Linked DNA regions of Mus musculus: regions 2, 3 and 4 are each linked to region 1. The links are chromatin loops, found by intact Hi-C in ENCODE. Cell type or tissue: left cerebral cortex. All regions are shown on one strand. Region 1 holds the start of Osbpl10 (oxysterol binding protein-like 10). Region 2 overlaps Osbpl10 (oxysterol binding protein-like 10). Region 3 overlaps Osbpl10 (oxysterol binding protein-like 10). Region 4 overlaps Osbpl10 (oxysterol binding protein-like 10).

Evidence for each region. Peaks named below come from ENCODE experiments on the same cell type or tissue, not always from the same donor. Only the 100,000 strongest peaks of a DNase experiment are listed, where the experiment ranks them.
Region 2: a loop joins it to region 1, with 6 times the contacts of the local background. A loop is called at or near these places in 5 of 42 quality-filtered maps.
Region 3: it touches region 1 in a loop (2.6-fold over the local background); 3 of 42 quality-filtered maps call a loop at or near these places.
Region 4: it touches region 1 in a loop (2.7-fold over the local background); 5 of 42 quality-filtered maps call a loop at or near these places.

The regions. Positions count from the first base shown.
Region 1 is chr9:114,974,176-114,982,175 of GRCm38, forward strand. It overlaps Osbpl10 (oxysterol binding protein-like 10), which reads left to right and starts at 4,310. Exons shown (of 12, transcript NM_148958.3): 1 at 4,310-4,789. The coding sequence starts at 4,503. In left cerebral cortex, a CTCF peak has its summit at 4,839; DNase peaks (open chromatin) are centred at 3,471, 3,889, 4,323, 4,819 and 2 more places; H3K4me3 peaks cover 3,300 bases; H3K27ac peaks cover 2,118 bases.
Region 2 is chr9:115,060,934-115,068,933 of GRCm38, forward strand. Osbpl10 (oxysterol binding protein-like 10) reads left to right here. Exons shown (of 12, transcript NM_148958.3): 2 at 900-1,075; 3 at 6,313-6,392. Among named protein-coding and RNA genes, the nearest start is that of Rps27rt, 82 kb to the left of the region's middle. In left cerebral cortex, CTCF peaks have their summits at 4,101 (motif pointing right) and 6,565; DNase peaks (open chromatin) are centred at 3,424 and 6,339; H3K27ac peaks cover 1,598 bases.
Region 3 is chr9:115,034,153-115,042,152 of GRCm38, forward strand. All of the region lies in intron 1 of Osbpl10 (oxysterol binding protein-like 10), which reads left to right. Among named protein-coding and RNA genes, the nearest start is that of Rps27rt, 55 kb to the left of the region's middle. In left cerebral cortex, no CTCF peak of the experiment used is centred here; a DNase peak (open chromatin) is centred at 4,224; H3K27ac peaks cover 177 bases.
Region 4 is chr9:115,048,857-115,056,856 of GRCm38, forward strand. The region is part of intron 1 of Osbpl10 (oxysterol binding protein-like 10); the gene reads left to right. Among named protein-coding and RNA genes, the nearest start is that of Rps27rt, 70 kb to the left of the region's middle. In left cerebral cortex, a CTCF peak has its summit at 3,291 (motif pointing right); DNase peaks (open chromatin) are centred at 1,677, 3,340, 6,096 and 6,325; H3K27ac peaks cover 830 bases.

The DNA of each region.
Region 1 (8,000 bases):
CCTGGGAGGAGGTTATGTGTACGGCTCCTTTACCTGCACACTGGGGATTTGACCTCTATCTCCACTCTCATTAATATGGGTGGCCTATTGCTCTTATTAAAAGAAAAGGGGGATCTGTGAGGAGCCGCCCTCACATTTGCCATTATAAGATGGCACTGACAGCTGTGTTCTAAGTGGTAAACATAGTCTGCACACATGCAGGGGCAGTTTTCCCACCATGTGTTCTGCCTTTCCCGTGATGACAACTGGGCCGATGGGCTGCAGCCAATCAGGGAGTAATACGTCCTAGGTGGAGGATAATTCTCCTTAAAAAGGGATGGGGTTTCGCCATTTGCTTGCTTGCTCTCTTGCACTCTGGCTCCTGAAGATGTAAGCAATAAAGCTTTGCCGCAGAAGATTCTGGTTTGTTGCGTCTTTCCTGGCCGGTCGTGAGAACGCGTCTAATAACAAGAGACCAAGTGGCTTATGGAAGCTAGAGTCACTAGAAAAAGGGAGGGAGGGAGGGAGGGAGGAAGAGAGAGAGAGAGAGAGAGAGACAGAGAGAGACAGAGAGAGAGAGAGAGAGAGAGAGAGAGAGAGAGAGAGAGAGAGAAGGTCTTGTGAATTGTGAATTCCAGGCTGACCTTGAACTTGCTGAGTAGCTGAGGATAACTTTAATTTCTGATAATGTCTAATTCTTCCTTTTTGACCTTCTGGGTACTGGCACTACAGGTGTGTAGCTCCTGATTTATTTATTATTATACGTAAGTACACTGTAACTGTCTGTCTTCAGACATGCCAGAAGAGGGCTTCCGATCTCATTACGGGTGGTTGAAAGCCACCATGTGGTTGCCGGGATTTGAACTCGGGACCTTCAGAAGAGTAGTCAGTGCTCTTACCCGCTGAGCCATCTCACCAGCCCCGGCTCAGAGTACTCTTTTTTTTTTTTTTTTTTTTTTAAAGATTTATTTATTTATTATATGTAAGTACACTGTAGCTGTCTTCAGACACTCCAGAAGAGGGCGTCAGATCTCATTACGGATGGTTGTGAGCCACCATGTGGTTGCTGGGATTTGAACTTTGGACCTTCGGAAGAACAATCGGGTGCTCTTACCCACTGAGCCATCTCACCAGCCCCAGAGTACTCTTTTTTTTTTTTTTTTTTTAGATTCATTTATTTATTATGTGTAAGTACACTGTAGCTGTCTTCAGACACTCCAGAAGAGGGAGTCAGATCTCCTTAATGGATGGTTGTGAGCCACCATGTGGTTGCTGGGATTTGAACTCCGGACCTTTGGAAGAGCAGTCGGGTGCTCTAACCCACTGAGCCATCTCACCAGCCCCAGAGTACTCTTAAAGGAGCTAAATGCTCGCTGGAGGACAGACTGTTACTTCTGGTTTTGTTGTTGTTATTGCTGTGCCTCCCCCCGCCCCCCCCCCCCCCGCAAGAACCCTGAGCTTGGAGTTAGGAGACCCTGGTTCCACAAGGCTCTTCTGAGTTCCTGTTTCATCCTGGTAAGTCCAGTTTGGTGGCTCAAGCAATAAACACTGTTTTGTGCTGCCTGTGGCTGGGTGATAGAAGCTTAAGGACCTCCCTGCTTCCCTTAAATTGCTGATGGGAGAACAGATTTCTCACTGCACGCAACAGGAAATGGGATTCCAGGCACCCAGCAGCACGGTCTGTAGTTTCATTAAGTATAGAAGATGAAACCGGACCTTTTGTGGAGCAACATCACCAAGGATGTTAACAGTGGCTAAGAACTGAGGGTCAGAGCTGGGTGTGGTGGCACACACCTCTAATCCCAGCATGCAGGAGCCAAAGGCAGGTGGATCTCCAGGAGTTTGAGGCCAGTTGGGTTTGCGTAGAGAGTTCTAGGCCACCCAAGGTTGTGTAGTAAGAACCTGGTTAAAAAAAAACCAAAAAACTCAAAAACAAAACAAACAAAATTACTGAGGGTCGGGGGTGAGGAGATAGGTCAGTCAGGAAAATGCTTGCTGTGCGAGAATGAAAAATTGCTCAGTCCTTAGAACCCATGTAAAACATCGGGCGTGGGGGCTCACAGGAGCTGAACTGGTAAGCTCGGGACTGCGTGTCAAAAGCAAGGTGAATTGTTCCTGGGAATGACACCTGACATGTCTGTCACCCACACATACATGCACATACATGCACATGTATCAACACACATACATACACAATACATAGGTACAGAGAGGGTGAAGAGAGGGAGAGAGAGGGAATGGGGGAGGCACATACAAGAACAGGCTCATGGGCTTGTGAGATGGCTCAGCAGGTAAGGCACCTGCTGCCAGGCCTGCTGGCCTGAGTTCAGTTCCGGGTAAGCAGGCGAAGTATTTGCTACCAAGCCTGAGGACCCGAGTTGGATCACCTTGGCCCCTGGAGTAGGAGAGAGCTGCCTCCTGCAAGTTGTCCTTCAATCTCTGCAACCATGTCATACCACTTGTGTGCCCCCTCCCGTATTAATATTTTTTCTCTTACTTTTTCTATTATTATATTTCTTATTATGTATTTTAAGGGGTTGGAGTGATGGCTCAGCCTTTCAGAGGGCTCAGTTTCAGGTCCCAGCGCCCACATGGTGGCTCGCAGCCATCTCCAGAGCCAGTTCCAGAGGCTCCTACATCCTTTTTTTGACCTCCGTGGCAGCGGGCATGCACTCAGTTGGGGCACATCTGTGATCCCAGCACTTGGGAAGTAGAATCCAGAATTCCAGGCTAGCCTTGGCTACATAGTTACTTGAGGTCAGCCTGGAGTACATGAACTCATAACTTAGCAAGCAAGTGAACAAACACCAAACTAACCAAGGGACACCTCTGTGTCCTTTGGCTTCAGTGTGGGTCTCCCTCCCCTCCCCTCCCCTTCCCTCCCCTCCCCCCTCTCCAGTTTCTCTGTGTAGCCCTGGCTGTCCTAGAACTTGCTCTGTAGACCAGGTTGGCCTCAAACTCAGAGAGATCCACCTCCCTCTGCCTCCTCATCCTCTGCTGTGATTATAGGAGTAGACCCCCCCACCCAGCTTCAGTGTGGTTCTCGTATTTCTTCTTGCAAGGCTGTTTTACTTTTTCATAATATGTGGACACCTGGAATTCCTATTTACGTGGTGGCCATCTCTTACCATCACCTCTGAAGCATCTGCATGGGCGTCTCCAGAGCTGAACCCTCTGAAAACTTTCAGACAGGTGTGAAGCTGAAAGGACTTGGGGGCTGTGCTTGTGAGAATGGACTCTACCTAGCAATTAAAAAAAAATCTATCTATCTATCTATCTATCTATCTATCTATCTATCTATCTATCATCTATCCATCTATCGTGTGTGTATGTGTGTGTGTAAGGAGAGGTCCCAGCTTCTCAGAGTTCTAATTTTAGAAACAACCAGATTGCATTGAATATTTATATCCACAACGATAACTAGTGGGCTGGAGAGAGCCCGATATCTCTCTGCCTTTGCTAAAGAGCAAGACAGATTGAGAAGAACCCAGCGTGTGGGTGGGCAAAAGAAGTTTCTTGGCGGACAGTGAAGTGTGTGTATGTGAGTCTTCTCATTTGCCCTCTGGTTTGGGCCCCTCTGGCTCTCGGGTGTGCAGTATCCAGCGCAGTGACTCCTCACTCTTGTTTGTCTGTGCCCATCACCCCTGGGATCAGGGTGAAGTGAGCGTGTGAGGTCAGGAGAACGCTCACTGGAAGGCACCTAGTCCTAGCCTGGTATTCGCTGTGCATCCATCCGATCTCTGACTTGTGGAACCGGCCCCAGCTGACAGCCTGCTCACCTGGGAGAGTCACCTGCTGCCCCTTCCTTTCCGCTTTCAAACCCATGGGAGAGCCCCGAGGGCCTTGCTGCCCTGTTTCTAGGCTCCCTCAGTGAGGCTAATTTTCAGGTGACCGTGTACGTGCTTGGCCCAGGCTCCTGTGCGCCGACACACCGAGAGGGAGCGTGCTGGTGTCAGGGACCGGGCGGGTCCATATCCGGGTGTACCGGGTGGGTAGGACCGTCCCTCCCTCCAGGTCTCGAGGTGGGTTGGGGGTGGGGAGAAGGGCGTGCGGAGATTTCCCCGGTCAGGATCCAAGTGAGGGGGCAACAAAAGGCTAGGGTGAAGGGGGCCGATGTAGGGCGTGCCCACTCTGTCTGCCAGGCCCGCCCCAGGAGCATCCTTAGCCCGGGCTCCGAGCGACTGCAAGGTTCGAGGAGCTGGAGGAGGAGGAGGGACCTGGAGCCCCGAACTTGCCCGAGAAGTGGCTGGAGGGCGGGGCCGGGCCCTGGTCGAGGCGGGAGGAGGGGCGGCCGCAGCTGCAGCTAGCCCGGCTGGCTTCCTTCCCAGCCCTCTTTCCCTCCTCCTCTTCTTCCTCCTGTATGAGTCAGGCATTTCCCGGGGAATCAGAGCAGCCACGCGCGGCCCGGGAGCCCGGAGCTGTAGCGGCAGCGGCGGCGGCGGCGGCGGCGGCGGAGGAGGAGGAGGAGGCGGCGGCGGGGCTGCCACCGCGGCGGCCACCGGCTCCCCGGGCGCGCAGCGATCATGGAGAGGGCGGCCCAGAGCACAGACGGCGGCGGTGGCGGGGGCAGCAATAGCAGCAGCCGGAGCAGCAGCCGCGCCACTTCGGCGGGCTCCTCGCCCTCCTGCTCCCTGGCTGGCCGAGGGGTGGCCAGCCGCTCTGGGGCCGCGGGACTGGGCGGCGGGGGCAGCCGCAGCAGTCCCGGCTCGGTGGCGGCTAGCCCGTCCGGAGGAGGCGGCCGAAGGAGGGAGCCGGCGCTCGAGGGCGTGCTCAGCAAATACACCAACCTCCTCCAGGGCTGGCAAAGCAGGTAAGGAGTCCGCCGCTCGCGCCCCCGCGCGCTCCCCGGGTGTGGAACGTGGCGCCACCCGCGGCTGGGGACTGCCTGGACACCTCGTCCTTCCTGCACCCTGGCGGGCGCCGCAGCAGCGGGAGGGAGGCAGGAACCCTGGTTTTCCTTGGGTGCTGAAAGCTGGCAGAATCTGGAGTGGCGTCGGGTGCGCCCTAGGTAGTTCCGGTGTCCTACCTGCTGAGGGTCTCTCACACCCAAGAAGAAGGGTTGAGAGGGACCCGCAGAGAGGGAATGCTCGGTGCCGGGCGCAGAAAGCATTCGGCACTCGTTGTCCAGCACAGTTCTCCCCACTCCGTAGTTCCTGTTAAAGTACGATGTTTGAAATACAACAAGGAACCTGTCACTTGTCATCTTTGGAGTGTCCCGCTCCCAGGGTGTGCATATCCCTTCCCTAGTGGGTGGCTTAACAGCGCAGTTTGTTATTATTCCCCGTTCAGGTGCATGTGAAGTTTCTTTGCTTCCCTCTCAAAGTTGCCAAGCCTTGAATTGGGCGTGGTGGCAGATGCTTGTAATGCTAGGCACTTAAGAGACATGAGGCCAGTGGACTTGAGTTTGGGGCTAGCCTGGGCTACATAGTGAATTCCAGGCTAGTCGGAGCCACATCGGGAGAACTTGCCCCAAAAAAGAAGTTGGCAAGTCTAGTGATGGACAGACTTCTGGAAGGATCGGGATGTCAGAGAGTGGAGTTCTCAGCATACATGGGGTGATGAGGTGTGGACTTCTGTTGTATGGAAGGACTTAAGGATCAGGCACAACGGCCTCTGTCTGTCTGTCTCCCTTTCTCCCCCCTCATCCCCCCATGTGTGTTGTGTGTGTGTCTGTATGTGTATGCCAGTGTGCCAGTCGCCAGTCTTTGGAGAAACAAACCAAAGTTGAAACATCCATGCAAAGACACCATTGGGGAGAGCATTGTCTTCTCGAACTTCAGTATCCCTGGATCACCATTTGGGACCCTTAATGGTTTGTCCTTGTGAGATTTGAATCCCACCCTAGAGTCTGGCTTATCTTTGCTGGTTGGACCAGATCCCTCTTAGCTCTTCCCGCAGGCTGTTTGGAAATGCTCTGATGGTTTCCAGATGAACCATGGGCTGTCACAGACGTGCGATGGTGCCTGTAGGAAGAGGACTTTGGACGTAATGGGAACCAAGCAGTTCTAGATACAGAACTCTGAGCCTCACCCAGGGTTTCCTTGGAGATCTGTTACTATGTTAGTGAAGTTGCTTTTAACTTCGGAGTCTTCCTCAAAATAGCTTCTTCGGTGTCTGCTCTTACCTCCCCCCACCCCTGGTTTTTTAAAAGCTGAAAACAGAGGTAGAGTTTGTAGGAGGGGAGAGATAGGAGATGACTAAGGGTGATTTCATTTCTTGAAAGTTGTGGCTCTGAATGGCAGTTCGAGGTACCTTGTCAGAGACACTTTGAAAGCGTGCTCATGCTTGACACTGCCTCTTCTCTAGCTTCTGGGGCCAGCAGAGCGGCTGCCCTAGATAACTGGTGTCTTCTTTGCCTGGCCATAGTATTTTACCTGCAACATGTATTAAAGGATTTTTCCCTTTGTAGTGGATTTAGGAGGGATTTGGAGTTATGTCCTTTTTACCAGCTTTAAAACCTGCTGTGGTGTTTCAGTTGGAGTCAGAGTTTGAGAAACAACAGCAACAACAAAATACTAAGGGTCACAGACTTAACCTAGGTAAAGTGCCCTGATGTGCATGCACCCTACTGAGCATGGTCAAGGGGGGTCTCAGCCTTTGCCTCACAGCTGCCAATAAATGTTCTCACTCCTCCCAAAGGATTTTCTGTAACGGGGGATGGCTGTGGCCCGGCTTCTGTCCCATGTTGGGATCTCCCTGAACCATGGCCCAAGGTCCATTAGTGGTCTGCGGATGGTTTATGCTGACCCCGTGAGAACACATTGATCCTTTCTCAGGGGGTCTTGTAAAGGAGAGGAGGAGGAAGGGAGAAGAGGACCAAAATAGGCACTGTGCAGCGATGGAGACTTTGGTCAGTTATTTCCCTTCACCACAGACATTAATTGAGTATCTTCTATGTGCCAGGCCCTGTGGAAATGGCTGGCGCCACTTGGGAGACAATCACGGGGAATCTTCTCATGAATCGGCTAGGAAACAGACCCAAGGGCAGGGCCAAGGGGGTAGGAGCCCACCTGTAGTAGATTCCGCCTCTCCTTTTTTGGAACAGTATTGAGGTATATCAAATTACATATTAAGGGGCTGGAGAGATGGCTCAATGGTTCAGTGGCTGTTCTTCCAGAGGACCTGAGCTCAATTCCACACGGCAGCTCACAACTGTCTGTAGCTCTAGTTCCCCAGAATCCAATACCCTCATACAGATGCGCATAACACCAATGTCCATAACATAATTAAAAAAAAGATAAAAAAAAACCAAAAATAAGGTAAAAGAAGACACTTCAAAAGTATTTGCTTTATTTAGCTATTTGTGTGTGTGTGGTGTGTGCTCATGTGTGTGTGTGGTGTGCTCATGTGTGTAGAATAGTCACATGTGGAGGTTGAGGACAACTTGTGAGGAGTGGATTATGTCCTTCCACCATGTGGGTCCCAGAATGAAAGTCATCAGGCTTAGCAGCAGGCCCCTTTACCCTCTGAGCCGTTATGCCAGTTCCAAAGACCGTTAAACACAGGTTTTAAGCCTGAGTGTGAAGAGAAAGAGGCAGGTGGAAGATCAGAGAGGAGCATGGGGGGCCTCTGAGAGACTGCCTCCTTTTGGTTATTATTGTTTTTGGGATAGGGTCTCATGTAGCCCAGGTTGGCCTCAGATTCAGTGAGCGTAATCGAAGCAGGCTGAAAACATCTCTAATAGTCTTCTCTAATTCATAGTCACACATTGTTCAAGAAGACATTCAGAAACTGAACATGGGACTCAAGCCTGTAGTCCCAACACTTGGGAGGCTGAGGCAGGAAGATGACAGGCAGTTTAAGGCTTGCCTGGGCTACAGAGTAAGGCTTTGTCTTTAAAAAAAAAAATCATATTTACAGGATGACTTTAAGGGATAAATTCTTTTTAAAAAATTAATTACTTTTTTATGTGTATGAGTGCTTTGAAAAGGATTTTATTTATTTATTTATTTGATACATATGATGAGTACACTGTCGCTGTCTTCAGACACACCAGAAGAGGGCATCAGATCCCATTATAG
Region 2 (8,000 bases), 87 kb after region 1:
CTTAGTAATTTCTGAGACCCTTTGAAAAGACATGTCACTGAAAGACTTGCATTGTGATAACCAGTGTTAAAACTGCTGGAGTCCATAGTGGGACACGTAGCATGACATAGCTTTCAGAGTGGGAGCTATAGCTTAATGGTAAGGTGAGTGTTAGGTCCTGGTAGCAATGCCGTGAGTGTGTGTGTGTCTTTGTGTGTGTCTGTGTCTGTGTCTCTGTTTGTGTTTCTGTTTGTGTATTGTGTATGTGTGCATATGTGTCTGTGTCTGTATGTGTGTGTCTGTGTCTCTGTGTGTTTCTGTTTGTGTATGTATGTGTCTGTGTGTGTGTATGTATGTGTGTCTCTGTGTATGTGTGTGCACATGTCTGTGTGTTTCTGTGTCTCTGTGTTTCTCTATGTGTGTATATGTATGTGTGTCTCTGTGTATGTGTGTGTATGTGTGTTTCTGTGTCTCTGTGTTTGTGTGTGTCTGTGTATGTATAGAGACAAAGACATAGCCTTCACTCCAAAGGGACTAAGAGAGGGCTTATTCCTCGCCAAGTGTGAGTCCATGGCCTTAGAACACAGGCTCAGGTTGCCCTGAGTGGCGGAGGCCTCTGTGGAAATAGTTACATGAAATCATAGAACGACACTCATAGGTCAAGGTGCTGCTGGGTGAGGATGGCACTTAGGTGCCAGGTGTCGTCTGCTGCCTGGTCATGTTCCCAGCTTCTGGCCTGCTAAAAACTCCTGCTCTCCCCAAAACCTCATGCATCCCAGGATCCTCTCTGCTATCACAGTTGATACCCTATTGTTCTCATGGTCCCACTGAGTCCCGGGAAGGGCCCCGGTCTCTGGCTTTGTAGAATGGGTGCAGGGGACTGGCTGGAGAGAGAAGTCATGTGCTGTCTTTCTGTTCAGGTACTTTGTGCTGGATTTTGAGGCTGGCCTCCTGCAGTATTTTGTGAATGAGCAGAGCAAGCACCAGAAGCCCCGGGGAGTCCTGTCTTTGTCTGGAGCCATCGTGTCCCTGAGCGACGAAGCTCCCCACATGCTGGTGGTGTACTCTGCCAACGGAGAGATGTACAAGCTGAGAGGTACGTTCCCGTTCTGGAGATGGCGTGAGGGCCCCTCAACAGCTGCACAGTGTTGTGCTGATCGGCAGCTCTTCTGTGGGGAGATACCTTTAATGCTGGAGAGATGGCTCACTGGATACAGGCTCCTGCTGCCAGGCTAACAGCCTGAGTTTCATTCCTTGGTCTCTTGTGACAGAAGGAGAGAATCGAACCCCTGTAAATTGTCCTTTGACCTCCATAGGTATGCTGTGGCATTGGTGAACACATGTACACACACACACACACATGTACACACACACATGTACACACACACATGTATACACACACATGTACACACATGTACACACACATGTACACACACATGTACACACACATGTACACACACGTACACACATGTACACACACATACATACATACACACATGTACACACACACATACACACATGTACACACACACACACACACACAAATGTGATTAAATAACCACTTGGGAATCTGAAGAACAAAACAAGCCACCCCTTTTTGATCCCAGCACTAGGGACACAGAGGCAGGAAGTCTCTTTTGAGTTGAAGGTTAGTTTGGTCTACATAGAGTTTCAGGCTATCCAGGACTCCATAGTGAGATCCTGTATAAAAAAACAAATAAAAAAAATAGCTTTAATAACTGGTGGGACTCTGGTGACGTAACTACCCTCCCCAGGGTGGGGAAGTAGAACAAACATTGGGAATTGCTTGTCAGGGAAGAGGGAGCTGTTAAAGTAGGCTCAGCACTGAAGATTTCCAGTATTCATTCAAGCCTCTCTCCCCAGCCCCTGTGTGTGTGTGTGTGTGTGTGTGTGTGTGCATGCCTCTGTGCATGTGTGTATATCTCTTTGTGCACACATGTCTCTCTTTGTGCATCTTTCTGTATGTATGCGTGTGTGTCTCTCTGCATTTTTTAAAGATTTATTTATTTATTTACTGTATATGAGTACACTGTCCCTGTCTTCAGACACACCAGAAGAGGGCATCAGATCCTATTACAGATGGTTGTGAACCACCTTGTGGTTGCTGGGAATTGAACTCAGGACCTCTGGAAGAGCAGTCAGTGCTCCTAATCGCTGAGCCATCTCTCCAGCCCTCTCACTCTCCAGCCTTCTCTGTATGTTTTGAGTGCGTGCGTGTGTGTGTGTGTGTGTGTGTGTGTGTGTGTGTGTGCGCATGTGCCTCTCTCTTTCTTTGTGAGTACATGTTTGTGTATGTGCATCTCTCTGCATGAATGCCTCTCTCTGTGCATCTCCCCCTGCATCTGTGTGTTTGTGTGTGTGTCTTCCCTAATCCTTGTTTCTTAATCTTGACTCCGTTGCCTCTCTGCGAGTTGTGCTCTGTAAGCAGAGCAAGCCTTTTTCCCAAAGTTTCTCTAGAACCTTCTCTTTGCAAAGGTTCCCCATGTTCTATCAGTCCAGCATTGTTGTGGCTCCCGCCAGCAGCCTGCTCTGTCAGTTTCCCTGACATTGTGGTGCCCCCCCACCAAGACTGCACTGTGAGGGACAACTGTGGAGCGAAGCCATTGTACATAAAAGCCATTGTACATTGAAGCCTATGTACATTTTCAAGGCAGCTCCATTATTCAGAAATGCTGGCCCTGATCACTACAGGATGATGTAATTATCATTTTACCAGCATTCTGCTATGGTTCTGATAAAATAAGCAGAAAGTGTGTGTGTGTGTGTGTGTGTGTGTGCACATGTACATTAGTGTGTATGTGTGTGCATGCATGTGTATGTGTGCACTCGTGTGTACACACCCACACATGCATACAATGCTGCAGTAGTTACTTTTAGCTGTGACAAAATACTTGAGAAAATTGCTTAAGGAGAGAAGGTGCCTTTTTTTTTTTTTGTCTCACAGTATAAAGGATACAGTCCAACTTGGTGGGGACGACATGGTGGCCAGAGCAGGCAGCTGTTGGTCACATGGTGTCTACAGTCAGGAAGCAGAGAGGTGTATGCTTGTTCTCAGTGCTCTTGTTTTTATTTTGTAGGAGTCTGAGCCTAGGGGACGGTGAACTCACCTTAGGTTGGGTCTTCCCCTCTCTGTTAGACCTCCCTGCAAATACCCTCACGTACATGCTCAGAAGTTATGTTTCCATGGTGATCCTAAACCCAGTTGGCTTGACAAGAATTAAGGGACATATTCATCTTCCCACATGTCCCCTCCCTCACCTTGACTAATGTTGATTATTTAAGGCCCAAGCAAAGCCTGGCTGTGTTAGTAGCTGACAATTTTGCCTTCTTATATAACCTTTTTAGTTTCTTTAAAGTGAGATTAAAGTACCAAAGACAGGCTCTCCTCCCACCCTGGATCGTGCCTGGTGGCGGCTGTGAAGCCATGCTGAGGGCCTGGATTCCTGACTCTCAGTTCCATTTTCACTTGTTTTCCTGCCAAGCCTTACTTGTCCCAGAGATGAGGCAAGTTAATCTCTCTGTATTATCTAGACGTGAACCCTGTCTCAGAAGCTATAAAACAACCCCAGCTGCAGTTGAAGGCTTTGTTTTGGGTCTTCCTCTTTCAGGATTCCTGCAGCATCTCTTCCCGCTGGCTGGATTTATGTGGTCTTCGGTGACGCTTGGCCATTTATTGCTTAATAAATTGTTGGTGCAGAAACTGTAGAAGGGAAAACTTAATAGTTCCTCCCTCCACATGTGTGGTTGATAGAGACACAAAACCACACAGAAGAGAATGCCAACTCATTCTACAGTTGAACCATCCCGATTGGTTGGGGAGTTATTAATATTCTGTGGATTATTGAGCTCCAGTTTTTTTTTGTTTTTTGTTTTGTTTTTTTTTCGAGACAGGGTTTCTCTTTGTATAGTCCTGGCTGTCCTGGAACTCACTCTGTAGACCAGGCTGGCCTCGAACTCAGAAATCCATCTGCCTCTGCCTCCCAAGTGCTGGGATTAAAGGTGTGTGCCACCATACCTGGCTGAGCTCCAGTTTTTAAAATGTGCATATCTATAGGTGGGTTTGAACATGTGAGTGCAGTACCTGTAGAGGCCAGAAGAGGGCATAAGATCCCCTAGAGCTGGAGTTATAAGCAATTAAGAGCTGCTGCCTGATGTAGGTGCTAGGAACCAAAGGAGGGTCCTGTGTAAGAGTGGTATGTGCTCTTAGCTGCTCAGTCAGCTCTCCAGACCTTTCCAGTGGTTTTTATTTTTATTTTTTATTTTATTTATTCTATCTATCTATCTATCTATCTATCTTTGTTTTTTCAAGACAGGGTTTCTCTGTGTAGTCCTGGCTGTCCTGGAACTCACTTTGTAGACCAGGCTGGCCTCGAACTCAGAAATCTGCCTGCCTCTGCCTCCTGAGTGCTGGGATTAAAGGCATGCGCCACCACTGCCTGGCTTGTTTGTTTGTTTGTTTAGAGAAATTTAATAGCGAGTCTGAAGTTATTGTTAGATTTTGCAGGGGGAATTCATAAGTTTGGCTGAGCTTTATCAGCTTTGAAAATGTCAGGATCGTTTCCTGCATGTTATGGCCTTTCTGTGTCCTGACGCCAGATAGCCTAGTCTCTCATTTCCCTGGCGCTGGCGCTGGCTCTGGCTCTGTCTGGCATTTGCTTGCCTGTGTGTCTGTACATGATGTGTCAGAAGGTCAGAAGAACATGCTGGATCCCTTGGCACAGACAGCTGTGAGCCACCATGTGGGCGCTGGGAACCTACGCTGGGCCCTCAGCAGGAGCAGCCAATGCTGTGAAGCACTGAGCACTCTTTCCAGCCCAAACTCTGCACCGCTTTACTTGAAAGCTCAGGCTGAAGCTGAGTTTTGGCAAAGGACACTGTATTCACGTTTGTAAACAGGTCTAATTTGGGAAGAAATATTTGTGCAGAATTCCCTTTTGTACCATTAGGGTTTTTTTTGTTGGTTTTTTTTTTTTTTTTTGTTTTGTTGTTTTTTGGTTTTTTGAGACAGGGTTTCTCTTTATAGCTCTGGCTGTCCTGGAGCTCACTTTATAGACCAGGCTGGCCTCGAACTCAGAAATCCGCCTGCCTCTGCCTCCCGAGTGCTGGGATTAAAGATGTGCGCCACCACGCCCGGCACCATTAGTTTTCTGTCAGTATTATGTCGTTAGCTGCTGTTGATGACTTAGGTGTGTATGGAATATATATGTTCGTGATATTTTAAGAATAACTACATGTATTATTTGAGACATGGGGTATACATGGGAGAATGTGACCATATGATTGTCTTGTGCCTTAATCTCTTTCTCCCTTTAAAGTTCTGTGTGTGTGTGTGTGTGTGTGTGTGTGTAGGCCAAAGGTCAACTTTGCTCTCTTCCTCAATCATTTGCCACCCTACTTTTTGCGGTAGAGTCTCTCTTTGAACCCAGAGTTTGCCAACTCAACCAGGCTGGTTGTCCAGCAAGCCCCAGGCATCCTCCTGTCTCAGCGTCCCAGCTAGAGCTCTAGGGATGTGACACAGTGCCTGGCGTTTTACCTGCGTGTGCAGGATCTGAACCCAGGCCCTCCCGCTTGTATATCAAGTGCCTTACCCACTGTTCCATCCTCCCTCGAAATACCCTTTCTCAGCCTTTTTTAAAAAGGTAAGGTCTCACGCTGGGCTCCAGCCACATTGGCATGGAACTCCACTCCTTAAGCCTTGTTGGCCTCGGACTCCAGATCAGCCTCCTGAGTGCTAGGATCTCAGGTGTGTGCCACCATGCCCAGCAAGACTTCTTACTACCGTCATTAATGTCACATCCAGCCTTCGTGTCTCTGGGAGAAGTCTGGGGGGCTCCGCGGCAGGATTTGGTGTCTTCCTCCATAGACCTTACGCAAATCTCTGAGAGTGCTTCTGCTTAACAAAGGACACTGGAAGACTGTACCTGGAACCTTTCATTAGCCACAGGAGGTTCAGAAGCGTTTAAAAACAGTGCCAGTGCTGTCCCTGCTGCCCTATTAAGTGACAAAGTAACTTTTCCAGAGGAGGTTTTTTTTTTAAAAAAAAAGGCCTAATCATTAGTTACTGTAACTGGTATTTTGGAAGACATTTTTAGGGTGTGATGTCTGAGTGTCCTTTGTGGGTTTTTTTTTTTGTTTGTTTGTTTGTTTGTTCCGTTGGGCTGTTAGAGAATGTCTGTGTTTGTGTTTCTTCTCCCCCTCTCTGTCTTCCCTTTCCCTCTCTGGGTCTCCATCCCCCATAGGTGGACGACCAAATCAGTTGCTGTGCTTGCGAACAATCCACAAGCTTTCCTCTCTCCCTCTTCTCTATTTTAGCCGCTGACTCGAAGGAGAAGCAGTTGTGGGTGACTCAGCTTCGAGCGTGCGCCAAATACCACATGGAGATGAGTTCCAAGGTAGGTAAGCGGAGGAGGAGGAGAAGGAGGAGGAGGAGGAGGAGGAGGAGGAGGAGGAGGAGGAGGAGGAGGGAGCCTCCTGAGTCACCTAGTGACTGTTTGGAGCCCAGTCACCCATTTATCTCAGGGATGTGGGGGTGACAAGATTTGTATCATAATTGTGTGTTTGTGCAGGCATGCATATGTGCACTCCGAAGCCAGAGGTCAGTGTTGAGTGTCTTGTTTTTTGAGACAGGGTCCTTCACTGAACCTGATCTCATCAGCTGGCCAATGAGCCCCAGGGATATTCCTGTCTCCATCCTCCTAGTTGCTGGGGTTACAGGCAAGTGTCACAGTGCTGGAATTTTACATGGACACTGGGGATCCGAACTCAGATCCTCACGCCTGTGCAGCAAGCCCCTTGTCCACAGAGCCATCTCCCCATCCCCTAACTTACTTTGAAGGCAGTAGCAGACTGTGTCTTTTTCTTGCTGCATGCAGTTCAAAGCCACGTCAGAGAAACAGCTTGTCCTGTGGTAAGAGGCAGAGGGGCACAGATGTCCAGAGAGCCAGTCTGTAGGCTTTAGGTAGGAACTCCTGTCAGTGTAGACTGCTGCAAATAGGCCCAAAGAGAAGCTCGAGTGAGAGACCTCGCTGTGGAGACAGAGCACCCTGAGGTACAGTTCAGGAAGACTGGACTGTGTAGGGGCCACGGCCTGACACTGATTGTGTCCTTGCAGGGAGCTCCTGCATCCTGAGCATGGAAAATGTTCCCAGGGAGTTTGGTGTGGATGACTTATTTTGGTCTCAGCATCCCGGGAGAGTGTTTGATGTGATGGGGGGGGGGGCAGGGATTGGGTGAGTGTTTTCATGACTTACTTTGGAGTCTAGATAAAACGCAGGTTCCCCTGCCAGATGCCTTCATGCGGAGTGCTGCACGTTCCTTAAACTGAACACCTGAGCAGGGCTTTCTCATTGCTTCGGACTTAGTTACAGCATCCGATGGCTGCGTTTGTCCGTTCTGTATATCTGATAGAAGGGGCTAGCTGCACCTCAAACTTGTATTCTGCTGCTGTTGTGCCAGGAATCAAACCCAAGGCCTTGTACTTGCTAGGCAAGTGCTTTACCCCTGAGCTGCACCTCTCGTCCCAGGCTTCAAGCTTCCAGCCCTTCCGTCTGCTATAACCTGCTTGCCTCTCGCTCATGGTGCTAATATGTGCCTTAGTAGTTTAGGTCTCTCTGTACCCCCATCCTCTTCCACTTCTGAGATGGGGACTAGGAGTCGCCCTGTGTAGCCCAGGTGAGCCTTGGGCTCTTGGCAGATCTTTGGCCTCAGGCTCCTGAGCCGTAGCTTGTAGGTTAGAGCTGCCAGAGTTAGCGTTATACCCTACTCTACCTCTAAGCACAAGTGAAATTGATGCCTTCCACTGAGTTTATATTACTTTTGGAAGGAAAACCCTTGCTTGCTTTGAACAATCGCCCTTACTTGCTTTGCACCCCCCATCCCCCGCTGGCCTGGTCTTAGCTGATGAGGGAGGAGCTGCAGGCAAGTACCTTCTTCAAAAGTCACTCCCCACCCCCTGACTCTTTTCTAGGAACTAGAGAGGGAGTTTCTGGCCACTTCCTCAA
Region 3 (8,000 bases), 60 kb after region 1:
AAGGTCTTTACTCAGCAAACCATTTTGGAGGGAGCCCATGAGGCCCTTCCTCCTCCTCTGGGAACTCCCTCAGTATGTGTTTGATTGCTCAGTGATGTGATTGGACAGGGGACAGGGTGGTCCATCGGATTCTGTGTTGGAAATTGACTGGAAGGGGTGCAGATGTAGCTCAGCTGGCAGAGTGCTTATCTAGAAAGCACAGAGGAGCCCTGGGTTCGATCCCCAGCACCACATGAGCCAGGTGTGTCATGCCCACGTGTAATCCCAGCACTCGGGAGTCAGAGGGGGGCGGGATCAGAAGTTCAGCTGCACGGTGAGTTTGAGGCTAGCTTGGGCAATGAGGTGGGGAGGGAGAGAAGGAAGGAGGAAGACAGGAGGGAGGAGGAGGGGGGAGAGGAAGAAGGGTGTTGTATCAGCAGCAAGCAGGGAGTGTTGGATGACCCAAAGGATAGCAAGACTCAGGTCATGAGGGAGGTTTTGTCAGTTCTGGGCATGCCCTTTTGGATACCATGTGTGGTATGAACAAAATCTCAGATTTGGAAACAGGATTGTCTATAGAACTTAGAGGAGGGTGGGCATGGGTGTGACTGGGGTGGACCGCAGGCTGTGACATCTGATTTTATCCTGTAGACTGGAAGCTAAAGGTGGGTGTGGGCGGACTGTGCCTTTGTTTTTCTTGTCCAAAGGAGACCATCGCTAGTCGTGGTGAGTTTGATACTGGATGCTTTCAGCTGGAAGTCTGGACGTGTACAAATGTCCCTCACAGGTTGCTGAGTGATGTGAATGGGCTGGCAGCCTCCAGTATGCTCATTATTCATGTGGCATTCGGAGCTCTCCACCCTTCCAGCCCTAGTCTTGCCTGGGGTAGCCCTATACTGACTTGACCTCTTTGTCCTTAGGGGCTTGGTCACCTGCTGAATGCAATGGAGGGGGGCGTGGCAGTTGGATTATATCCGGTCAGCAATTCCAGTGATGGCTTCCTTCCTGTCTCATTTATGTTTTTGAAAATTCTTGTTCATTTTCATTTTACATGCCTGGGTGTTCCGCCCACATCCTTTTTATTTTATTTTATTTTATTTTATTTTATTTTATTTTTTAAACTTTCTTCTTACAGACTTTTTTTTTTCCATTTTTTTTAATTAGGTATTTAGCTCATTTACATTTCCAATGCTATACCAAAAGTCCCCCATACTCACCCACCCCCACTCCCCTACCCACCCACTCCCCCTTTTTGGCCCTGGCGTTCCCCTGTACTGGGGCATATAAAGTTTGCAAGTCCAATGGGCCTCTCTTTCCAGTGATGGCCGACTAGGCCATCTTTTGATACATATGCAGCTAGAGTCAAGAGCTCCGGGGTACTGGTTAGTTCATAATGTTGTTCCACCTATAGGGTTGCAAATCCCTTTAGCTCCTTGGCTACTTTCTCTAGCTCCTCCATTGGGAGCCCTGTGATCCATCCATTAGCTGACTGTGAGCATCCACTTCTGTGTTTGCTAGGCCCCGGCATAGTCTCACAAGAGACAGCTACATCTGGGTCCTTTCAATAAAATCTTGCTAGTGTATGCAATGGTGTCATCGTCTCTCGCTCTCTCACTCTCTATACCCACCCTTGAGAGAATCCCACCAGTGTGTAGCCATCATAGGACAACTTGTGGGAACCTGTTCTCTCCTTGCAGCATATGAGTTGAGTCCTGAGGATCAAACCAAACAACCAGGCTTGGCCAAAAGCTCCCTCTGCCTGCTGAGCTGTCTTGCTGGCCCTGGGGACTTGTCAAGTACTAGTGGAGCAGTTGACTATCAAGCTGTAGAATTCTCTACTCATCTCTGCCTCCCCAGGGATGGGATGACAAGCATGTCCTTCCACATCTGACTTCTCATGGATGCTGGGGTCAAACTCGGGTGCCTCCTCACCCTTGTACAGCGGCCATTTTGCTAGCGATGAGACTTTCTCCGCCCTGAGTGTATAGGCTTGTAAATGCTTATATCATCTCCCCGGAGGTTTTCCTTTTGAGACAGACGACTTTCCTCATAGCCCAGGCTGGCCTTGAACTTGATCCTCCTGGCTCAGCCTGAGTGCTGCAACTGTAGGAACATGCCACCTCACCGGGCTGTTCTTACTGTTTTTTTCCAATGCCAAAAGTAGATTTAATACAATAGCATAAAGGTTATGGGGATTGTCAGTGTGTTTTTAATAATTAAATATAGCTTTTCTGCCTAGAAAAGGACGCAGTTGATTGTACCCTTTCAATTATTACTAAGTTTATCCAAGTCCTACGTTTGACGGCTTAGTTATTTCTGAAGCCTTGAGTTCAATTTGTGGAAATTATTTCATTTACATACTAATAATTTTCATCTCAAGATGGTTCCCCTAGTCACTGAGTGACATCATTTAGCTTCTAAATTTAACAAATTAAAGTTCTAAGGAAGGCTGTTAGCACTATTTATAAATTTAATCAGGCTTCTTTAATATTTTAACCTCTAGTCATATATTCAAAGGATCTGTTTTGCTGAAGCGCCATAAGGCTCTGAAGTTGCGTTTCGTGTCTCCACAGCCCTTGACATCCAGTGCGTCAGACTTATCTCTCAGTACCACTGAGTCTCGGACATCTCAAAAGGCTCAGAAGCAGGCTGGAGAGAAGGCTCAGTGGGCAGGGTGGGGGTGGGGTGGGGTGCTTCACTACACAAGCAGAGGACCTGAGTTTGAATTCTACGTTAAAAGTTGTGTGTGCCTGTGGCGAGTAGAGACAGGAGGAGGACTGGGCCTTGCTGGATTTCAGCCTAGCTCCGGGTTTGCTGGAGACCTAACTCAAAGGAATAAAACAGTGTGGTAGAGTGGACACCACACGTCCTCTGACCTCTGCAAATGTATCCATAGGCATATGTCCCCACATGTATACGTGTGCATATGGGGATGGGGAGGGAGAGAGGGAGAGAGAGAGAGAGGGGAGGAGGGGGAGGGGGAGAGGGAGAGGGAGAGGGAGGGAGAGAGAGAGAGAGCACACTGGAGAACTTTCCCACCTCTTCTTAGGGCTAGCATAAGCATTCAGGATATAGGCTTCCCATTGGCTTCCCAGATGAGTGACTCCAATCTCTTTAGGACCAGTGCCACCTGGGAAAAGGGACCCTCAGTTGAGAAAAATGCCTCCATCAGATTGGCCAGTGTGCAAGTCTGTAGGGCATTTTCTTGATTACTGATTGATGTGGGAGGTGCCAGCCCTGGACAGGTGGTCCTGGGTTGTGTAAGAAAGCAAGCTAGCAAAGGCACTGTGCTGCTGTCTCCTCTTCAGTTCCTGCCTCTTGGTTTCTGCCTTGGCTTCTTCTAAGGTTGGCCTGTGATCTGTAAGGAAACAAGCTGTTGTCTTCCCATGTTGCTTTGGGAACTGTCCATCACAGCGGTAGAGAAGCTAGGAGAGTGTGGCTGCCCTGCCTGCCTTAAAGACTTCGGTCGGGGTGTGTGTGTCTGTGTGTCAGGTGGGTGTCCCTGGCATGTCTGACCCTCCATTGGTGACTTTGTCCCCTGCTGTTCCCAATGTCCCATGGCCATCTCTCCCATAGTGATGTTATCAATACTCCCAAGAGAGTACTAGAGTAGAAATCAGCACATGTAGCTGAGGAAGACCTGGAGCTTCTGATCCTCCTGCCTCCGATTCCTCGGTGCTTGGGATTGCAAGTGTACGCCATGACTCCTGGAATCATGTGGTGCCGGGGATTGAACCTAGGGCTTTGTGTGTGCTGGAAAGCACTCTACCAACCGAGCTACATTTCCAGCTGAGAACAGGTACTTTGGAAGTTAAAATATCAAAGCCAAACGCAATTTTCCTCTCCCTGGTGATGGGGTTTGAGCCTGGAGCCTCGATCGTGTCAGGCAAAACTTTACTATTGAGCTTCCCCGCCCCCCGCCCCCCCCCCCCGCCTCCCATAGGTAGTTGTTTTTTTGAAGTATTTGTCTCGATATGCGTGTGTGCATGTGCGTGTATAAGAGCAAACAAGTACGTGACACTCAGAGAACAACTTGGCAAGAGTTGGTTTTCTCCTTCCACCGTGTGGGTTCTGGGGATCAAACAAGTCATCAGGCTTGGCAGCAAGCCCCCTTAGTCACTGAGCCCTCTTGTTGACCCCGGATTGTGACTTTCTTGGGGAGCGGACGCTTGTTCTTACACAGAACGTTATTGGACAGAATAATTCAGCAAGGGAAGGAAAAGGCGGGGCGAGAGGGGAGCACGGAATGAACACAATCGGCCCTTTTGGCGGAAACCAAGGCCTGCTGATTTCAGTTTTGTTAATTGGAAAGAGCGAGGGGGACTGGCAGGTGCCTGGGAAGTAATTAAGTGCTGATTACTGGGGCTTTTATGTCGGGCTGCAGGGGACGGTGAAAGTGTCCCTGTCAACCGGCTAAGAGTATGGAGGGGGGCTGCGAATTTGCATTCTTATTGCACTGATTAGCATTCTCTGAGCTGTGGATGGCAGGACACAATCTTTAGAGTGGACAGAGACTGTAACTTAACCTGGGGAGGTTGGATGTCTGGCTAAAGGTGTAGGATGCTCATTTCTGGTCTGCGCCTGAGGACAGAGGCATCCAATCCCTCGTCATCACATCTGACCCCTCTGGCTTTAGGGGCGATGGGGTGGACACGATAGCCCCAAACACAGATTCAGGAAGAGCAGGCCGAAGGGAACATTTTTATGTTAGTGTTTTACAGGCATGTGCATGTGCACTGGCATGCTATGCGGCAGTGTTGGGAATGGAGCCCAGGGCCTTACGCATGATTAGCAAACGCCTGTCCCTGAGCGATGGCCCCTTTTGTTATTTTTGAATGGAGGACATGTGTCAGTGTGAAGAACATATATATATAAATGCTACCTGTATTTTTCCTCTTTGAGGCAGAGTCTCATGTAGCCCAGGCTGCCTCAAACTTGCTTCTGTAATGGTTAAATTGACCTTGACCTGAACTCCTGTCTCTGCCTGCCTCTCCAAAGCTAGGGGCACACCACCACACCTGGGTTAGGTGGTGCTGGTGAGCAAACCTGGGGCCTCGGGCATGCTGGTTACATCCATCAGTGACATCCCAGCCAGCTGATTCACTTGGAAATGTTCTAGAAGGCAGGCTTTCTGGGTAGAATGAATGTCAGGTGTCGATATGCTTTGGCTCAGGGGACAGAATTGAATAAATGTCAAGAATGAGGGGATGGGGACAGTGAATTACTTGTTGGCCTTGTGGAGACGTTCATGGGTGGGGGTGGGGTGGTGTTTCTTGGCTACTTGCCAGAAGGTTGGATGATGAGTGTTGCCATTTTGTCTAAGCTCCGCCCCACAGTTACCTGGCAACAGCCGGGTGTGCCTGACTCACTATAAAAGGGGCCGCTCACCCCCTCCTCGCTCTCTTGCCTTCTTGCCCTGTTCTGTCTTCTTGCTCCTGCTCTCTCTCTCTCTCCCCCGCTCCTCTTCCCCATCTCTCTCATGGCCAGCTTCTACTTCTCTTCTCTACTCCCTCCCTCCTTCTCTTCTTCTTCCTCTCTCTCTCTCTCTCTCTCTCTCTCTCTCTCTCTCCCTCTCTCTCTCAACCCCCCTCCCCATGCCCTGAATAACCTCTATTCTTTATTATACTGTCCCGTGGCTGGTCTCTCAAGGGGAAGGGATGCCTCCGCATACGCCCTCGAAGGCACACCCTTCTCCCCACCATACTTCACCTCCACCAAACATATTCCTTACTCTTTATTTTTTATAAAACACAACAATGGGAGCTGGGGGCCAGTGGAGGAGCAACTCCAGGAGATGGCGAATAAGGGCAAGTCAGTCATGGTTTCCTCTCCCCATTGCAAGTGAACAGAGAGCTTGTGTTCTAAAGCTGTGGGGCTGGAGAGATGGCTCAGCAGCTTTTCTTGCAGGCACAAGTTTCTGCCACCCATGTGTGACAGCTCACAACTCTAGCTTTAGAGGGTCTGAGGCCCTCTTCCAGCTTCTGCAGGCACACACTACCCCAGACCCAGAAATGAAACTTTAAGAAAATGAGACTTAGGTCAGTGAGATTAGATTTTTTTCTTTTTCTGTGACATCCCTCAAAGTGAGTTCCATGGAATAATAGTCCCCCGAGATTCAGTGCCCAGAATGGGATTATTGCTGGGGTCTGGGAGTCACCACACAAACCATGTGTACCCCAGTTTCAATTAAGCAAGACTAGTTATTGAACACACACCATAACACTGAACTTCTAGATCCACAAGAAGGAAAAACCTAATTTTGGCACCAGTCTGTCCTCAGGGCAGGCTTTTCATAGAAAAACCAGGCTCAAACGTTCAAAGGCAAGCAGTGAAGTGGTACAGCACTTTCGGCCAACTAAGCAAAGTGTTATCAGCTAACCTCCTAGCTGATTGGTCCTGAGCGAGGTAAGAAGGGTGGTGGATGGTGGTGGACAGGGGAACTTCAGGGCCTTGAGATACAGGGTGCAAGGGATTCAACCATAACTCTTTGGCTTATTAGCATGCTTCAGTGTCGGTTAAAGTAATAACAACAAACTTAATTTCACCTTTCGAGTAACATGGAGTCCGAATACAAAATGGCTACAGTTGTGTTAAAAGGCGCAGGCCTCCACAGTTGTGATCAGTAAGGTTGGGAAACCCTGCCCGCTGCTGTGCCTTTCGGTAGCTGTGCAATGAACAAGTCACGCGGCAGAGGAACTGAGGCTTGGCGATGGCGATGTCATTCTGGTTTCTTAGACTTCACAGGTGACGACACTTGCTATAAAGGTCTTTATTGAGTTTTTATTTGGTGTGTGTGTGTGTGTGTGTGTGTGTGTGCATGTGTGTAGGTCAGAGGACAACTTCTGGAAGACCAAGCTTTTTCTTTTTTCAGCAGGTGTGGGCCCCAGGATGGAAGTCAGGTTCCATTCTTGGTGTGGAAGCCATCTTTACTCCCTGAGCCACCTTGGTGGCCCCAGGATGGCACTCTTTGACTCATAGACACTTGCAAATGTGCTTCAAGAACATTCTAGGGGAGACACCTGAGCTTGGCTTTCAGTCCTTGGGAAGTGGAGGCGAGGGACCAGGAGTTCAAGGCTAACCTTGGCTACCTAAAGAGTTGGAGGCCAGTGGGATATAATGTAATTTAAAACTAAAGCCCCGGACAAGCAAAACAACCCACATAACAACAAAAGAACAAACAAGAAGAAGCAAAAAGAAACAGTGTTCACAAGCCCTGCTTGGGGCTTTGTGTTCCAAGGATAAGAGCTAGGTTTGGGTTCCTTAGACATGTGGCTTGGGATTGTGTTTTGCCCATTGGCTGTTGCTATGAATGTGAGTTGTCAGGTGGGAGTCGAATACTGCAGTGTCTCATGTCTGTACATTGTGTTGGGTCTACCTTGTTTCTGTCTTGTGGATCCTCTCTGTGGGTGTAGTTCCCAGCTAGCGTCTGTACACGCTAGTGTGACACTAGTGTATGTACAGAGAGGTTGACTGTTTGCTTTTCCTTTTTTTAAATTTAGGCTCACAAAACTTGTTCTCGGGTGGTCATTCCGCTGGCTGCCTCAGTTCCCAGAGGCCTGTGTGGATGCGGACACTGTTGAGGTGGCTTCCCCGGCTACTTGGCATGAACTGAAAATGCCTGCCTAATCCATGTCAGGGCCCAGTGGCATTTAGGGGATTCCAGCCAGACTGTGTAGTGTGTCATGCATGCTATTGTGTGTATGCAACACAGAGATAAGTGTGTGTGTGTGTGTGTGTGTGTGTGTGTGTGTGTGTGTGTGTGCAGGTATCTGTATACCACAGATTGTATGTGGAGGTCAGGGGAGGGACAACTTCTGGGAGGCAGTTCTTGTCTTTTTTTACCTGTTGCCAGAAAGTAAGTCTCCCTCACTGTTTCTGCTGCAGCACTGTGTCCTCGGGGCTAGCCGCCCGTGAGCTTCCCAGCGGAGATTGGAGATGTGTGGCATACTTACGGGCTTCAGTAAAGAAAACCTGTCCGAAGGACTTGAATTTTTTGATTTTGGAAGAGAGGGTTTTAGGGG
Region 4 (8,000 bases), 75 kb after region 1:
GTGTGTGTGCCTGCTGTTACGTTAGAGGCCACTCTCTCCCAGAAACCAGCCCACACCTCCCCGCAGCTACTGGATAGAGTGGGTCAGCAAGTCTGCAGTGGCCTTTCCTGCTGTGGGCTTTAGGTCTCCCTCACCCTTGCAGTTGTGAGCCCAGAGCCCCACCCCCATTGCTTAGACCCAGAGCCCCGCCCCCATTGTGTAGACCCAGAGCCCCGACCCCCAGTGCCTAGACCCAGAGCCCCGCCCCCCAGTGCCTAGACCCAGAGCCCCGCCCCCCAGTGCCTAGACCCAGAGTCCCGCCCCCCAGTACCTAGACCCAGTACTTTGAATTGTTTTTACTACTTCTCTCTAGTGCCTTCCTGCCTTGTGACTGGCACATAGGTGGGGCTGCCTGATGGGACATAGGTGTGGAGTCCTCCAAGAACCAGGAACTCCTTTCCTTTGGAATTGTGGGGGTCTGATGGGTTGCCCGCCAGGCTAATCATGATCCGGCTCTCTCCTAAGGAAGCTCTGGGACCTGCATTTCTGCTCTCCCACCTAGGTCATGGCTACCTATGCTAAGTTTCCCCTTTAATTCAGCCTTTCTGAGGGGTTGTCCATCTCTGCTTTCTTTTTGACAAACCATTTCTAGCATCTTTTATTCTTTCTTTTTAAAGATTTATTTATTTAATTATTTATTTATTGTATATGAGTACACTGTAGCTGTGCAGATGGTTGTGAGCCATCATATGGTTGCTGGGAATTGAACTCAGAACTTCTGCTCGCTCTGGCCCCGCTTGCTCTGGCCTAAAGATTTATTTACTATTGTATCTAAGTACACTGTAGCTGTCTTCAGACACACCAGAAGAGGGCGTCAGATCTCATTACCATGGTTGCGAGCCACCATGTGGTTGCTGAGATTTGAACTCAAGACCTTCGGAAGAACAGTCATTACTCTTAACCGCTGAGCCATCTCTCCAACCCTTCTAGCGTCTTTTAATCTTTATAACGCCTGCCTCTGTTTTAAGAAATGTTTGTTGCCGGAAACCCCAAAAGTGAGGATTCTGCTCATGAGCACACAGATGCTGCTCCTGGTATGTCTCCCCCCCCCCCCCCCCAGAAAACAGGGCAGGTTACACCTTTCTTCTGAGTTCAGCGGCTAAACACAGCCGTTTCTTGTCACAGACTGTGACAAGTTCTGACTGAGCTGGGAATAACTCCTATACGGTGGCCTTTGAGTTAAGCTGGTGTCCAACTCTGGCCCAGACTGGCCTCTCTTTGGGATTATATGTTCCCTGGAGAGTGCCTTGTGTGCCCACAGTTGCCCCGGGAAAACCCGAGCGACTGTGATATGACTCCACGTGGTCCCCACAGACAGTTCTGTGCACAGCTCTGTGCTAAAGGGACACAGATTTCAATCTAGTATGTGGTGGTTCCTCATTTGCTCTTTCAGATTCACCTAATTAAATGCCAGGTGGAGCCAGCAGTCAGCTAGCCAGCCAGGGCATTTCAGTTGGAGACTTCGTACTTTTCTAGATCCTTCTGAGGTAGTCCAGTCTGATTGCCCATAGATCATGCTGGCTTCTTGGTGCATTAGTGCCTGGGACTAATTGCCTGCTTGGCCCGGCCTGTCCTGCCCGGCCCTGAGATTGCTGACTGGGTGGCTATTAGGCTCTTGCTGAGTGTTTTTGGTTCCCTGCCAGTCTGGGAGGTGTGGGTCATGCTTGGCAAAAGGAAATTGAGCAATCAAACTAATGTAGGTGTGAGCCGCCCTCCCTGGAGAAGAGATAGTGGGAGAGGCCGAGAGAGGAAAGCAGGGCGCTATTGGCTAACTTTCTCCCCAGGGTAACAGACCCTACAGAAGCAACTTTAGGGTTTCTTTTGGTTCACAGTTTGAGAGTGCAGTCTGTCATGATGGCAAAGATAGCAGGAGCAATGGACAGCTCGTTCCGCTCATGTGAGGGAGACACTTTCCATCTTTGTTAAACCTCCCTGGACATCCCTTCATAGACACACACATTAGTGTGTCTTCTAGGTGACTCAGAGTCCGAGTCCAGGGAAGTTGACAGCTAAGACTGACCCTCACTGTATTTCCTGTGACCCCTTGCCACCCCCGAAGCATTCTTCCCTCAGTTTGTGGATCTCCCTTTGGTCCCCTTTCCTTTCCTTCTCCTATGCTGACTCTGGCATTGAGACTATTCCTGGGTACCCTGGAGTTCTCTGCCTCTGAATTCCTGTCTGCATTTGGAAAATTTACAGTGTTTCCTCCTTTCCGCCTCCCTGCATTTAAAATAGTTCTTTGGGGGGTGGGGGTGGGTGGGTCTGGAGAAATGGCTTCATTGGTTACGTGTTCCTACTGTTCTTGCAAAGGACACCAGTTCAGCTCCCAGCACCCATTTCAGACAGACCGGAACCACCTGTGAGTTCAGCTCCAGGGCACCTGATGCCTTTCCTCCAGGTTCCTGCAGTCATATGAGCACATCCACACACTGATGCACATGCATGCACAAAATAATAAAATCTAAAAAATTGGGGAAGGGTGGGACGGTCCTGGGGAGATGGCAAGGAAGAGAGAAAGGAAGAGAGAAAGAAAGAGAGAAAGAAAGAGAGAAAGAAAGAGAGAAAGAAAGAGAGAAAGAAAGAGAGAAAGAAAGAAGAAAAGAAAGAGGGCTGGTGAGATGGCTCAGCGGTTAAGAGCACCGACTGCTCTTCCAAAGGTCCCGAGTTCAAATCCCAGCAACCACATGGTGGCTTACAACCATCCGTAACAAAAATCTGATGCCCTCTTCTGGAGTGTCTGAAGACAGCTACAGTGTACACACATATAATAAATAATTAAATCTAAAAAAAAAAAAAAAAGAAAAACGAGAGAGAGAGAGAGAGAGAGAGAGAAAGAAAGTGAAGTTGAGGCCCTATGTCCTGAAGTGGGAGTTTTCACAGGCCTCTATCTCTGAGAAAAACCATGTAGTGTACGGTCAGAAGTGTACTGTGGGCAAATGGCTACATCTGCTGTGTTCTTACATTTTTGTTGCTGGTGGGATTGAACCCATGGCATCCTCGCTGCTAGGCAAGCACTTGGGTACCGAACTATACCTGCTGCCACAGGTTGCATCTGCTGTTGCTTAGGTCTAAAACTCTTGGGGGTTAGTCAGCCCCTCTGTGCCTTGGCACGCCTGTTTCCAAATCAGAAACAGTGGTGCCACCTTCTCCTTGGGAAGGTGTGGAGGGAAGGATTCCCAGTCTTGAGTTTTCTCTGTGCTCACTGCAGTTTTCTGTAGTCTGTCACTGGCTGAAAGCGCAGGCTCCGGATACACTGTAGCAGTAGGTGATTAATGATGCTCTCATCCACCAGGGGGTGGAGGTGGCAGGGAAGTCCTCCCTGCCACCTGCCCCAGTTTTCTGGGCTCCTGAGTGAAAGATCTCACACACACACACACACACACACACACACACACACACACACAGCCTTCTATTTTAGTATGCCTTAAACAGCTCAATGACTGGGCCACTCCAAATCTTCATGCAGCTGGCACACTCTCCCCTCCAACACTCCTGAATTATTACTGACTAAGACCTATATTCCATCCTGGCCACCCCAGCCCCAGGCCTGCAGCCTTCCTGGGCCATGATCCCTGACTCTTACATGTTGGCAATCTCTCTGTCCTACACTTCTCAGGTCTGGTCTTTCTCCTTTCTTGCAAGGCAGTTCTAAATCCACCTTCCTCTCTTGGTCCCCTTACCCACGAATCTTAAAGTCCTTCCTGCCTCTGTCTCCCTGCCCAGCCATTGGCCACCGGCAACTTTATTTACCAATCAAAGCCAACAGGGGCAGGAACCTTCAGTGTGTTACACACAGATTCTCATGCAGTTTTGGGAACCTAGTTAACATAATACAAGCGTTAGACCAAATCCACAATAATATACCCAGTAAACAAACAAAGAAGATCCTACACAAAGTGCCCACAATACAAGGACCTAGCTCCATCTCTGCCACTCATGTAAAAATCCAGGCATCTCAGTGTTGGCAAGGGGCTTGCTTGCCAGCCAGTCTAGCCAACCAGGGAGCCCCAGACCCAGTGAGTGACCTTGTCTCAGACTTTAAGATGGGAACTACTGAGGAAGACACCCGATGTCGATGTCTGACCTCCACAGCCCTTAGGAAGTCCCTGTTTTTCTGAGATGTGTAAAACTGATGTAGTAATTGTCTTCTCTTCTATGAAGAATTTTCAATGTGGCGACGGTAGTTACTTGAGCTTCCGGGAAGTAGACTTTGGAAGCTTTGTGACTGGTTGTGACTGGTTGGTATCACTGTCTTCTGGTAATTACCCTGAGTTTCTTAAGATTAGTGTAGTATTGTTATGGCTTTTATATATAGAAAGCCGTGGGTGCTAAGCACCGTTTCCAGCGCTGGGCACGTGGATTTGGCAGCCATGTTGCATTATTCTCAGAGACTAATTGTCGAGCATTTTGCTGAAGCAGGGGCTTAGTTGATGTTCCTTTGGAGCAACCATAGGTGTCTCCTCAGCCTGGGTTCTGCAGCACATTCCCCATGGGTAACCGTGGCTTCTGGACAGCTGGTGCCTTAGTTCATTGCCTACCACCCAGTCATCTTTCAAACATGACCCCGTCAGGTCCTTGGGGGCAGGAACAGTCACTGGATTCAATATTGAATGTAACGGTGGTATCCACTTTTGTTGGGGGAAAGCAATGAGCATTGTAATTCCTTGTTTTAAAGATATCTATAAGTTGGAGAATTGCATTGTCAGTTAAGGGTCCTTGCTACTCTTGCAGAGGACCCAGGTTAAATTTCCAGCACCCACATGGTAGCTCAAAACCATCTGCCATGCCAGTTCTAGGGATCTGACACCCCCTCTGATCGCCACGGGCACCAGTTAGGCACATCGTGCACAGACATATATGCAGGTGGAACACTCACACACAAGGTATAGAATAAATAAGTCTGAAAATTGTAAAGGTACCCATGCCGCCCAGTGGCTCCGCCCAGTGGCTCCGCCCAGCGTTGTGTTCAGTGTGGTTCTGAGCGGATGCCAAAGGTTCGTTCAGGCTACATGGCCCCACTGTGCTTGGTAGAACGCCCTGGCAGCACCTCCGTGTTCTCTTTGTTTGTGAGAGATGGACACTAGTGAGTAGCAGGGCCTGCTTTTGCCACACCTAGTTTCCGCCACACCCGGTTTCAGAGTCCAGGTTACCTACCGCGTGGTGATTTCTAAATGTACCAGCGTTCTTGCTGCTCGCACTAAAGGTGGGGTCACATTTTCCTTCCAACTCCCTGCTTTATTTCTCCTGACCCATCTCTCTTTAATATTAGAGTTCATTTAGTCTGAGGTCTAGGCCCACTCCTCCTCATTCCTTTCTTCCTCTCTGCACTCCTTCCCTCTCTCCCTCCCTCCCTCCTTCCTTTCATCGCTCTCTCTTCCACTCCTTCCTCCCCTCCCTCTCTATCTCTCTCCCTCCTTCCCCTTTCCGTTTTTCTCTATTTCCTCCTATTATTGAGACCACATCTTTCGCTGGCCTAGAACTCCCGGAGTAGGCTGGTTGGCCAGTGATTCCCAGGAACCCTCCTCCCCGTCCTCCGCAATGTGCTGGGATCACACTTGTGTGCCACAAGGCAAGCACATTTTTTGTTTTTGTTTTTGTTTTTTTAAGTTGGTTTAGGAGATCAAGCTGGGGTCCTCCTCAGGTTTGTAAGGTAAGCACCCCACTGACAGAGCTCTGTCTTTAGCCTTGAGTTTTCTTCCCTCCATTTATTTCCTTGGGCTGGGCATGCCTACTGGGACAGAGGACAACCCCTGGGATTGACTCTTCCCTTCCACCACGCAGGCCCTGGGGAACTGAACTCAGACCATCAAGCACCTTTACCCATGGGAGCGTCTCATGGGACGAGTGGCTGCACATTCCTTTCTGTGGTTTGTCACTCAGGCCACTCAGTTCCCAGATGATGGTTGTCCCTGCTGTAGGAGCGCCTAGCTGGGCTTCAGGGGGAAGTTTATGCTTCCCCATCAACTGATGCCATTCCTCTAGGCCCCACATTCTCACGACTTGCTATTGTAAGTCTGTTTATTGTAGTCATTCCAGTGTGAATGTGAGACCCGTCTCCTTGCAGCCTCATTTACATATTGCTAGCATCTACCACGTGTCCCTTCTCATTTGCTTGTGCAGCGTTTCATGCTCGTGGTCATCCCAGTTTTGTTTCTGTCACTGTGATAATACACCTTGACAAAATGCAACCTAGGGAAGCCAGAGTTTCCTTTAGCTCCCTGTTCTGATACATTGTGACAGAGAAGTGGAGACAGCAGGAGCTTAAAACATCCACACAGATCACAGCTGCAGTCAAGAGCATTGACTGCCTGCCTGCTTGACACTCAGCCAGCTTCCTTAACATAGTCCAGGACCGAAGGGCATGGTGGCGCCCGCTTATAGGCTGAGTCTCCTTACCTCAGTGGATGAAATCAAGACAGTCTCCTCCTGACATGCCTACAGGCTAGCTGGATTTATAATTAAAACCACCCAGCACAATTACCAACTTCACTGGGATGGGTCACCTACCTCCATATGTCTAAGGGTGTTTCCAGAGAGGCTTATCTGAGGAGGGGAGACCCACCCTCAGTGTAGATAGGACCATCGTGGGCTGGGGTCCTAGAGTGAATCAACAGGAGAGGCGAGCTGACCAATGGTTTCCTTTCTCTGCCTTGTTACCGCTACAATGTGACCAGCTCATCACACGGGTGCCATGCACCTGTTGGGAAGCTTTGCCACTTGAGCTGGCGATGTTCCCAGGAACATCAGCCTGCCTGTCTCCCCAGATAGCACAGTGCTGTTTCTGTTGACCTGGCCTGGTTGAACTGTTAACATAATGGGGCAGGCACAGGGACAGCCAGACTCTGTGCTTAGGACAGTCTCAGCTGGGTATACAGTGGACACTGGGGGACAATGCTGGTTAGCCTCCCTAGTCCATGCTGAAGAAGATGGAAGCTCTCTAGTAGCTAACTGCTTTCCCCTCTGCATGGCAAGGCCTCTCCCAACCTCTTTCCACACTGTCACAATGTATCAGAACAGGGAGCTACATGCTCACCACTGTTCATTGAGGCCTCTTGGTGGGGAGTGAAGATGGCTTCCACTCCAGGCACCCCTTCACCATGCTCAAGGCTGTTTCAACCCTGTTCTTCCTTTTCCATTCTGGCTCCTCATCCGCAGATCTCAGTTCCTCAGTCCTGGGAACCTCACAAGTTCCACCGTACTAACCCACTCGCTTCTGTCATGAGGCAGCGTCACGGCTGGACTCTGAGTTTTCTTTTCGTGTGACTATCATCAGCTCTCACCTCCTGGCACTACAGCAGGAAAACTGCTCCATAGTAGGTGCTCAGGAAATTATCCCGAGAAATTGAGTGCGGCTGAGACGGCTCGGCTGGTTGGAATAGGACCTGCCTGCCACACAACCCTCAAGACCCAAGTTCAATTCCCAGGGTCCATATGATGGAGAGAACAGTTCTTGAAAGTTGTTTTGTGGCTGTGGCACCTGTGTGCATGTGTGCATGAGTGTACACACACGCTGCTATTGCTACTGTTGCTAATTCTTAAATAAAGACAGACATCAAGAGCCCAGACTGTCACTAAGTTGGTAGAGCCTTAAGTACGACTCCCAGAGCTTTATAAACCAGGTATGATAGCACACATGTGTTCAGTATTCAGGAGTTGAAGAATCAGAAATTTCTCATGCTTAGCTTTACACGGATTTGCAGGCTATCCTGGGCTACATGAGCACCTGTTTTCGAGGGAGAAAAAGAAAAGAAAAGATAAATCAGGGAATCCTCGCAGCTGCAGTTTTGCTGTGGGACAAAAACTATCTCCTTCTAAACCTCGTGGAATGTTTTTGGGCTCTTTTGTCTTCAAGCATGATATGAATACATTCACCCAGAGCGTGCGATCTAAACGAAAGAGCCTAGTACAGCCGACCACCTTGAGGCTGAACATGAATTCCCATGACAGTCAATCCTGACAAC